Regions from separate parts of the Homo sapiens genome. Here all the other regions are linked to region 2. Evidence: chromatin contacts called from ENCODE Hi-C or POLR2A ChIA-PET data. All regions are on one chromosome and are shown on one strand. The core of a region is the stretch at or near the end of the contact, and the rest is flanking DNA. Distances in the headings are between cores, read along the strand shown. Region 1 overlaps JMJD1C (jumonji domain containing 1C). Region 2 has its middle 71 kb from the start of ADO. Region 3 has its middle 69 kb from the start of NRBF2.

The links. A loop is a pair of places that touch in the nucleus more often than their neighbours do. ChIA-PET counts read pairs that join two places held with the same protein, here RNA polymerase II (POLR2A). Pooled maps may share reads with other maps.
Region 1: a pooled map shows a loop between it and region 2 (2.5-fold over the local background). The contact joins two enhancer-like sites. A Hi-C loop is called at or near these places in 2 of 50 pooled maps. POLR2A ChIA-PET finds 5 or more read pairs at or near these places in 2 of 52 experiments (Caco-2 and H1).
Region 3: a pooled map shows a loop between it and region 2 (3-fold over the local background). The contact joins two enhancer-like sites. A Hi-C loop is called at or near these places in 5 of 50 pooled maps. POLR2A ChIA-PET finds 5 or more read pairs at or near these places in 2 of 52 experiments (activated CD4-positive, alpha-beta T cell and activated CD8-positive, alpha-beta memory T cell).

Annotation. Positions count from the first base shown.
Region 1 is chr10:63,240,258-63,243,921 of GRCh38, reverse strand. All of the region lies in intron 3 of JMJD1C (jumonji domain containing 1C), which reads left to right. Among named protein-coding and RNA genes, the nearest start is that of NRBF2, 110 kb to the right of the region's middle. RefSeq lists an enhancer at 2,660-3,196. Within about 2 kb of position 1,986, at least 3 of the 41 ENCODE cell types and tissues checked have a DNase peak (open chromatin) inside an H3K27ac peak, as active enhancers do.
Region 2 is chr10:62,731,917-62,735,394 of GRCh38, reverse strand. No RefSeq gene overlaps it. Among named protein-coding and RNA genes, the nearest start is that of ADO, 71 kb to the left of the region's middle. Within about 2 kb of position 1,859, at least 6 of the 41 ENCODE cell types and tissues checked have a DNase peak (open chromatin) inside an H3K27ac peak, as active enhancers do.
Region 3 is chr10:63,062,889-63,066,337 of GRCh38, reverse strand. No RefSeq gene overlaps it. Among named protein-coding and RNA genes, the nearest start is that of NRBF2, 69 kb to the left of the region's middle. Within about 2 kb of position 1,582, at least 3 of the 41 ENCODE cell types and tissues checked have a DNase peak (open chromatin) inside an H3K27ac peak, as active enhancers do.

The DNA of each region.
Region 1 (3,664 bases), core at 737-3,236, 510 kb before region 2:
TGGGCAGATTGCTGGGAGGGGCACTGCAGATAGAAAGTGAGATTCTCTCTCAAAATAAATAAATAGAAAGTCCAATTCTCTTATTATCTGCTTCTGGTTTTTTCACTTCTCTGTGGCCCCAGGACTGTCTCCCTCTCATATTTGAGGTCTGGGATGTTATTGGTGATAATCTCAGCATTGTGTATTTCTTTTTTGTTTTCTACTGAGGGGAGTGAACCCAAACATTGTCATTTTGGAACTGGAAGTCTGTACTTGTATTTTTTATCAATTTAATTTGGCTGGTGGTACAAGGTGGGTATTTCTGCCTTTGTACCAAGAACTTCGAGAACTGATTTATTGCTAATATTATTTAAAATCAGAAGTTGCTTACAAATTAGTGAAAAAAAATTTTTTTTGAGACAGAATTTTGCTCTTCTTGCCCATGCTGGAGTGCAATGGCGTGATCTCGGCTCAGCGCAACTTCCGCTTCCCAGGTTCAAGCGATTCTTCTGCCTCAGCCTCCCAAGTAGCTGGGATTACAGGCATGCACCACCATGCCTGGCTAATTTTGTATTTTTGGTAGAGATGGGGCTTCTCCATGTTGGTCAGGCTGGTCCCGAGCTCCCGACCTCAGGTGATACTCCCACCTCAGCCTCCCAAAGTGCTAGGATTACAGGCGTGAGCCACCACGCCTGGCCAAATTAATCAAATTTTAAGATATAGAGAGAACCAGAATCAGCTCACAACAATTGTAGAATAAGTTACTAAATTCTATTGAGATTTTGTTGAAAGATACCTATCTAGCCATATATATATTTATATATATATATATATATATAATTTATGTTAGTGTATTTTGGCTCTTTGAGAGAAGTCAAAGTTTACATCTGTTAAAAGTCTCAGAAATTGGCAATAGAACAACAGTCCATCTTGGACTCCATTCCCAATTTTGTTGCTTACTATCTGAAATGCTATGAAAGGCATATAACCACTTAACCACTTAAATTTTTATTTTTATCTATAAAATAGGTATGATATCATTGCCATTGTCTATGAGGTAATATATATGAAAACACTTTGTACTCTAAATTTTTTTTAATAAGGAGAATATATATGGTCAGAGTTAAGAAAATAAATAGGTCTGTTTGGGTAAATCTCAGTTTCTGTTCTGTGTGCTTTCAAGAGACTCATTAGAAAAGTAATCTGTTTTTGTTTTTGAGACAGAGTCTCGCTCTGTTGCCCAGGCTGGAGTGCAGTGGCGTGGTCTCGCTTCACTGCAACCTCCGCGTCCTGGGTTCAAGTGATTCTCCTGCCTCAGCCTTTCAAGTTGCTGGGACTGCAGGCATGTGCCACCATGCCCAGCTAATTTTTGTATTTTTAGAAGAGACAGGGTTTGTTTCACCATGTTGGCCAGGCTGGTGTCAGACTCCTGACCTCAGATGATCCACCCACCTTGGCCTCCCAAAGTGCTGGGATTACAGGTATGAGCCACTACGCCCGGCCTGCTTTTTTCATGTATCCTAAACCTGCTGTGTCCGTTATTGGTAGCTACTAGTCATATGTGGCTATTTAAACGTAAATTAAATAAAACTAAATTTTAAAAAAGTTCTTCAGTCGTGCAGGTCACATTTCAAGTGCCCAGATAATCGTATGTGGGACAGTGCATGTATATACCATTTATGCTGTAGAAAATTCTTCTCAACCACTTAGCCTCTAAATGCTGAATACTGCACAGAAAATGACATCCATGTATTTTGGTACCATTGTATTGTCTCCAGTATCACCCTAGCCCTTAGTATATCATTTGGCATTCTTTTCGCATGCCCCTGTGAACTTCTGTTTCCTAAAGTAATTATTCCAAATTATCACTACTTTACTCAGCTTCCTCCTTTTCTCTTAATAGATGATCTTTCTCCTGTTGCACAAAGGAAATTGAGGTTATAAGCAGGAACCCCGTTAGCTTCCTGTTCTCATATCTATTTTTGTACCTCTCCTTACCTGCTTTCCTCTTGTCTTAGAGATGTGTCTGTTTTAACTTCTACTACTTCAGTTTTACAAATATGTATTAGATACCTGCTACATCTCAGGTACTACTTTAGGTATTTAGGGTACAGCCATGAACAAAACAAAACAAAAATTTGTTGCCTCCTATAACTTACCTTCTTGTGGGAAAAGACAGATGGCAAACAAAATAACTGTTTAGCATATTAGAAGACAGTAGTACTATGGAGAAAAGTAAAGCCTGGAAAGTGACAGGAAGTGTCAGTTGTAACAGAAAATGGATAGGCCCTAAAGCAAGAAGATTGAAAAAATAACATACTATGTGAAAATTAGTAGAAAATGATGTAGAAAGGCTATAAGGGTAAATTAAATTGGGCTTTTTAGGCTATTATAAAGACTTTATTTTTTATTCTGATTAAGCTTGGAGTGAAAGCCTTTGAAGCATTTTGAGCAGAAAAGTAATATGATAAAACTTTTTCCCTTATATAAATAATTTTAAACCTATGTAGTTATAGAATAGTAAAATGTGCTTCCATGTAGCATGCAGCTTTAACAATTATCGATTTGTGGCCAGTATTGTTTCACTTTACTGCTCGTCTTCTGTCATAGATATTCCCCTATGTATGATAGTTTGACTTAGGACTTTTTGACTTCACAAGGGTGAAAAAGGAGCATTCAGTATGTTCCTGAGCTTTCAACTTAATATTTTCAGTTTAGGATGGGTTTATCTGGATGTAACCCCTTCATAAGTCGAGCATCCGTATTTCAAAGCAGATCCCACACACTGTATTATTTTGCCCCTAAATTTCTAAGTGTGTGTGTATGTGCATAAATTAAAACAGTCTAGCTCTATAGTCGAGTCTCATTCACAGTACTTATGTTTTATAATACCGCCACTTCTCAGCAACACCAGGAATGATAAGAGTATCATAGGCTTACTCATTTGCTTTGTCTTACATTATGTAACCACTAGACTTAGAATAACAATACTAAGGTTACCACCAATGGTATAATTGCTGAAAACAGTGTATTTTTTTGTTCCAGTTCTTTTTATCCTTAGGAGATATCCCGCTGGTCATATACTCAATTTATTGTGTTTTGTAGTCGTTTGGAATTGTTCCTCTCTCTGCCTTATGTTTTAAAAAGCTAATATCTTTTGTATTCTAGAACCTGTCTTCACAGATACTTTTCTAAGTTTACCAAATCTTAAGCCTATTTTTCTTTCATTGCTTTTCTTTTCATTATATAAACTCAACCCTCTAATATAAAAAACTAAAAGTTATCACACCCAGTCTGGTTATGGCCTTATCTTACTCCTTTCCTTCATAGCTGGACTTCTTATAATGTGAACCGTTATATCTATATTTTCTTGCTTCCCAATAATATCTTCAGTTATTGCAGCCTGGTTTCTTCCTCCACTTCACAAAACTGATGTTGCTAAGATGGCTAATCATCTCTTAGTTACTGCATTTAATATTCAAGTGTGCATCACTGTCCTACTGAACCTTTGCATTTAACACTGGATCACTGTCCTTTTGGAAATTCTTTGTTCCTGTTGCTACTCTGATACTTCTCTTCAGGTTTTCCTATTTTTTTAATCAGTCTTTGCTGTATGTTTGTTCTCTCTGTAGAAGATTTAGTGTTTATGTGATTTTTTTTTGTAGTGCTCCTTATTTTCTGTAGT
Region 2 (3,478 bases), core at 610-3,109:
GGAGTACTGATTGGGAAGCAGGTAAGCAAAAGTGTGAGACATCCAGAATCACTCAGAAATGGCAGACGTGTCAAACACAGCACAGTGAGGTGAGTAGGTGACTGTCGAAGGCACTGTATGCCTGAGCGGGCCTGAGTGTGATTAAAACTGTCATCAAAGATGAGCTTTGCTGAAACATAACACTATAGTCTATGTAAAGGGTTCAGGTTAAAGCTTAATAAACATATTTCCTTTGCTACTTCATTTATAACGTGGCTGAAAGCTGTCACAGAAGGTTGCCAAAAGATACTTAATAGTTGTCTGATCTCAAGAAACTAGACCATTATAGGTAACTCTGGAGCCAGAATGTCAATAATCTGTCAGGATGACTAATCCCATTTCAATGAATGAGAATGACATTGTTGATTGGCACTGGGCTTGTGAGCTTGGGTTTGGAGGTGGGGAGAGGTGACGCATGTACCACGTATTTGCCAGGACTACCAAGGGACCTTTTTCTGCTTTACTCCATAGTCATATCTAATTTCTAAGTGTTCATTGGCCCCATATAGGCTTCAGGAATTCCTAGTACTGCCTTCCTTGGAGTTTACTGTCATTGGATCGATTAGCAAAGGGTAAATGCATGAAACTTTCCATTTCTCTTTATGCTTGTGTCTATAATTTGGGTAAGATGGCAGGTGATGGTTTGGGGATCTAGGCTGAGGTCTCATGAGCTAAGAGGATTGGCTGATTAGGAGCACATCATGATACACTTGTTTCCTTTCATACCTTCTCTGTTTCTCTCTCTCTCTCTCTCTCTCTCTCTCTCTTTTCTAGGCACCTTGACCTACTTTTGTCCTTAATCTTGCCAAGCACGTTTCCCCCTCGGCCCTTTTACCAGGTATGTTCCCCCAGTAATCTCTCTCATCTGTTCAGGTTTTTTCAATGTTATCTTCTTCATTGACCCCTCTCTCTGAAGTGCTACCCCCTCCCCAGGCCAATCTCAATTCTCTAATCTTAGTTTATTTTTGCTTCATGGTGCTGCTCATTACTACAGAATATTATGTTCAATAGCTCTTTATCTATGTGCAGATTTTCTATCCTCTTCACTAGAGTGCAAGACTTTGAGAGCACAGACTTTGCCTGTTTATTGTTGTATCCCAATGCCTAGACGAGTGCCTGAACATAGCAGGTGTTAGGAAATGTTTGTTGAATGAGTGAATGGAGTGTTGAAAGTAAGGAGACTTTTCTAGGCCAGGGGTTTCCTGCCAAGTCATGTGCCAGCTCCAGAGAGCAATGCTTATGGAGACAAGGCAAGAAGCCACAGCAAGGCGTGTGGTAAGGGCTGGTGGTAAAAGCTGATCTGGGAGCCACAGATCACAGCAGTAGTCAGAAAGCACAGTGTTTTCTAGGAAATTCTGGATCAATGTCAGAATCCAAGTGAATGACAATGACAGCAGATGTGAGTTCCTAGCACAGATAACTCACGGGAGGCACTTTCTCAGATGCGAAGCTTTCCAAATGCTTATTGCTGGAATGGAGCCCACATGGGCCCTGAGAAGCTCTGAGGCTGAGCTCAATTCAGAGGTGGTAAAGTAGTTAACCCAAGGTGGTTGGTGATGGAGGCCTAACTGCTGTGAAGCCATCATTGATGAATCCATTCTGTTCTGCAGAAGAGAGAGCCATGTCTTCCAAACCAGTTCCCAATGCACTATAGCCTCCCTTTACAGATCCTTGTCTCCCAACCCCACCACCCCAAAATACTTTTTTTTTCAAAGAAGTTATGGTGCTGACAATCCCCCAGGGACCAGTGGTCCACTCACTTCTTATGTCGGGGAAATCCACTCGACAGCAAAGGGCTCTGTGCTGGCTGGGAATCCCCACTGCAGCAGCAATCTTTGTGGGGCTGAGCTGCAAACGCTTTTCAGATTTAGCACGCAGCCTCATGAGGAGGAATAGTTGCAGTTGCCTCTGCTGAGAAACAAAGCTGATGACACTGAAACATCTGGGAAATGGGAATATTATTTCTAGAAGATGAAAACAAATGTCCAAGCTGGAAGTGCTGCTGGCACTGACCTTTGTGTGCCTGGTTCTCCCACCCCCAAATCAATTTGTACACTCCTAGGATCTGTGTAGGTGGAAAGACTTTGCTGTGTATTTGTAACTCAGCTCATTATCTGAGGGTAAGAAGAAAAGAGGCTTGGCGTGGCTTTCAGAGGAAGTAAGGTGAAGACTGTTCTCCCCCAAACAACTAAATAAACCACGTAGACCTTTCATGACTCAGAAACCACAGACTCCACAGCTAACATGCATCTATTCATTCTTGTCTACAAGTATTGATTGAGAGCCTGTTGTGTGACTAACACAGTGCTTGGGTTGAGAACGTAATGGTAAAACAAGATTCACTCTCTCCCTTCAAAAGCAGGTAATCCCACTCTAATGTGGTACATTCTACAACATGGAGGCAGTGGAATATAGTAGCAAGGAAGGTAGATTGGGTTTTGCCACTAACTAGCTGTGTGACCTTGGGCAAATCACTCTGCTTCTCTGAGCTTCAATTTTCTCATCTATATTTCAGGGAAATTACCCACGTTATGGGATTTAATAAAGTCATATTTACTATCAATGTTTAGCCTAGGTGCCAATAAATATTAGCTATGGTCTGGTTATGATTTTATGATAAGTGTTATAGAATGCTGTGGGGTACATTTATATATTGAAATATGCTATTTCTGGGCAAATATAACTATGTTCAGGATAAAGCCTAGAAAAAGTTTGAGTAATTGGAGGTGCTATGTTTTGCTTCTTGCTTGAGAGACCCTCTCTCTGAGTCTCTCTCCTTTCCCCTTTCCTGGAGCCCTGTGTTCTCTGGATCTCCCTTGGATTTTCTCCACCAAAATTTCCTCTCAGTGGATTGACAGATTGGAAGGAATCTAAGGACAGTATGCACATGGCATTGTCATTGATTTAGAGCATCACCCTTCCTGGAGGTATTCACATCTCACCCAGAAAATAGTGAGGTGTCAGTAAAAACTGCCTTCTGAAAGTAATTAAAGAGTTTGGTATTTGCATAGGGAGAGACAAATTGAGAGGGAAAAGTTCCAGAAACAGACCCATGAATACATGGAAATTTGGTTTATAACAGAGATGGCAACACAAATCTGCAGAGAAAGAGTGAACTACTCAAGTGCTGGGATAATTAGCTATGGAAAAAAAGAAATATCCCTATGTCATACTCTATACCCAGGTAAATTACAGATGGAATTAAGACCTCAGTATGAAAGGGAAAGTTTAAAACTTTGAGTTGCAAACATAGGGCACTTTAAAACATCAGAGCTATGTCTCAAAAGGCATACATCCAAAGGAAGAGACTTATATTGAAATATTATACTTGTGTGCCAACAAAGACACAATAGAGAGTTAAAATATAAGCTGCAGACTGAAAGAAGATACTTATAATGCCTACAGATAGCAAAAATTCTTGATACAGATGTATGTTTTA
Region 3 (3,449 bases), core at 333-2,832, 330 kb before region 2:
TTTTCCCATAAATTTTCAAACATAATATTGTAGACTGAATCAGGAAGCCTAGGTATACCGTACTTTGAAGCTATATTCATATTAGTGGGGAAAGCATCATAAGAAAGTAGACATTAAGAAGGGATTTGAAGAAAACGGGCAATTGGACTCAGGGTGTTGGAAATGGAATAATTTCTATGATAAGATTGTTGCAGGATTTGAAGGTAATGAAGTTAGGACAAAAGGAAAGTGATACCCGGAAGGAAAGATCAAACCTGCCTGTCATATGTATCCGAAATGCTTGACCCTGTTCTTGGGTGTGGGAAGTTGCTCCCAGTTGGAAATAAATGCTGTTTATGGATGGATGAGTCCAGTCCATGGTGAGGTCAAACATCATTTTCAGTGACTTGTTGCAACATTCATGATTAATGTTGATTTATTACTTGATCATTGTGTTATGTAAATAGGCGGCATCTTTTTTGTGTGTGTCTTGGTGTGATGCTGGTTTAATTGAGTTTGGGGATGGGGGGAGGAGGTGGGAGGTTCCAGGGTTAATACTGTTAGCATCTTCCTCAGTAGCAAACTCTTCTCATGATGGATGAAACAGTAGCAATAATCAGAGTAGCCAAACTGTTAATGGAATTCCATATGGGAAGGAGGGGTTTTATTATTATGGCAATTATATGACAGTAACAGAGAAGGATCTATAAACTAAAGAAAGTTAGTTATAAATGTTACCATGAATCAAAGATGGCAAAAAAGCATGCTAATTCGCTGACTGCTTAGCCAAACTCAAATTTTATTATTTTACTGAACAGTAAGCTCATTTTGTTAAACGCACACACACATAAGCACACACAAAGACGCACACACAGATTATTCAAATTAGAAGCAAATTTATACATTTTCTAGAATGACAGAAATTTATGCAAAATAAAAATGGGAAACTCCACATATAATTTCTATAATGAAAATGGAATTGTTTTATAACCATAAACTTTAATTAAATCCTAATTGAACCAGTATTTTATTTAAGTAGCTGGTTCATTATCTAGAAGCTTCTACTGGGGATTTAAGACTCAAAGTAGAAACAACTTTCATATCCCCAAAGAAAACACTCAAAGATTTACTCTACACTCAAAACTATAAGTGATGAAGAAAAGAATACCTGGAGATTCTGTGATTCTGAATAGATACCTGAGTTTCTAATGACCAAGGAATCTTTACCACCAATCTCCTTTTCTCCTGCGGAGTTACTGATACAAAAGAGAGTGGGAGGTGGGTGGGAGCACAAAGCCTCTTCAATTGTTATCAGATAGCTGTTCACAGAAAGGTCTTCCCAGAGTTTGCTGTGTAGAAAGCACAGCCCACACATCATCATTATTCATTCTTCCAGCTTAAGAGGCTTGTTTTTCGCAGATGTGCCCTTCCTGTTTGGCATTTGTAACTGTGGACTGTTGTTCAGTTGAAGAAAATGCGTCATCTAAATATGAACTGAGATTTTGAGCTGATTCATGAACACCTTTTGTTAAGTAAAACATAAAAAGGAGTATGGTTGCCAAAAATGAGGTACGCATCCCAGCAGAATTTTACTACAGTACATCCCACTAGGCATAAAACAAGAATACAACTGGTGTAATCACGGGAGACTTCCTCTTGGAGAAAGTGAAATACGAGTGACAAGGAACTTCCTAGAGAGGAGAAACAGACGATGTGCTTTAGCTTCCATTTTGCTTGTGTACACTCTATATTTATCTTGAAGCTTTTCCTATAGAGACTGTGGCATTATTTTTGGAAGCAACTCCCAGATTCATTCCTTAAAGCAAATTAACCTTACTCCTAGGCTTCGATTCAGGCATTTGTTTTAGGGAATGTTGTATCTACTCAAGCAATAGAGGGAAGGGAGCCACTGTCTTAGTCAAAATGACAAAAGGGAATGTTGTCATCACAGGGGATGCATTCATTCAGTTAACATTTATTGAGCACCTACTGTTAGCTTGGCAGTGTGTGCAATACATGCATGTTTGTGGAAATGATCTCTGGCCACCTCCATAACAGTTTAAGCTTCCTATGTCAGATGGTTAAAATAAATATGACCCAAGCAAATTTCGTCTGGGGATTCAGAGTCCAGGATTTTATTGTCACTAGTAGAAATTATGGAGATGGTAACAACACCTCAAGGAACATTTGCTTCAAAGCTGGTCTATTAGCTATCATGAGACAAAGTGGGATCACTCTGAAAAAGAACACATACATTTTCTCTCTTATGTCTTTTACTGCTTCCACAGTGAATCATCATCATCTAAGTTCACATTTGCATTTCACCAACTGGGAGGAAACAAACACTGTTGCCTTATTTTCTAACCAATGTTTTACAGAAAGGATTTAATTTTAGCCAAATTTTGGGTCTGATTTCTGGTTCTGCCTCTTTTCAACTCCATGACCTTGGATGAGTCACTCCTTTGAACCTGATTTTCCTCAAAGAAAAGACAACAAGCCCCTCCCCAAAAAACTAGAGGTTAATGTACAAGGAATGAGATAATGATTGCAAAAGCACTTTTAAAACTGTAGGCTACTTCAAAGTCAATTAAGCCAAAGGCAGGGAACAACTTTTTTCGATTAGCTACAATTTATTTAATTGAATTGAACCACTTAATCTTTTCTTTCTTAATTAGCATCTAGCTGGATGTTAAATTCCTAGATCAAATTAATGATTGGTTAATGTCCCAAATTCCATTCAGGATGTAGTTGTTACCTCTGTTAAAAATGCAAGTATACCTGAGCTGGCTGTTAGTCATTTACACCTTAGCATAACTGAAAAAAGATAAGAGGTTTATTTTAAAAAGAGAAGAAGAAATGTGTGAGGACTGCCTGGCTGAAGAAGATTGAACACCCCTAACAGGAGACGGAGGAGTTGGAAAAGATGTGTACACTCTCTTAAACTGTAATCCTGAAATTCCCAAAGCACTGAAAGTCAAAAGATACTTTTGTAACTCATTTGGTGACAAAACCTGACTTTACCGGAACTAATTTGGCCGCAATACCTGTCCCAAATGGATGCGAGGCTATTTAGATTCCTTATTTTCCCCACTCAGTGTGGCTGCCTATTCACAGGCTTTGCTGCAGAATATTAGTGCCTTCGATTATGATTTTAGGCTGTTTTTATTTTTTCCCAGGCTCTGCTGGGAATGTTATGTAGTGCAAAGTACAAAGTCTGAAAAACTTCACATTCAGGAAAACACCTGGCCCCAGTGATTTTGTTGAACCCATACAGATGCTTTGCACTGCCCCGATTACTTCCATATTATTTTTGTCTTACGCAGACAAGCCCTTTTAAAAGCTTGCCTATGACCAAGAGAAACAAGCCAGACTGCACATAAAATTAATACACTGTGTAGATCTAAAGAACACAGGATTATGTCCAGATGTGGTGGCTCACGCCTGTAATCCCAGCACTTTGGGAGGCTGAG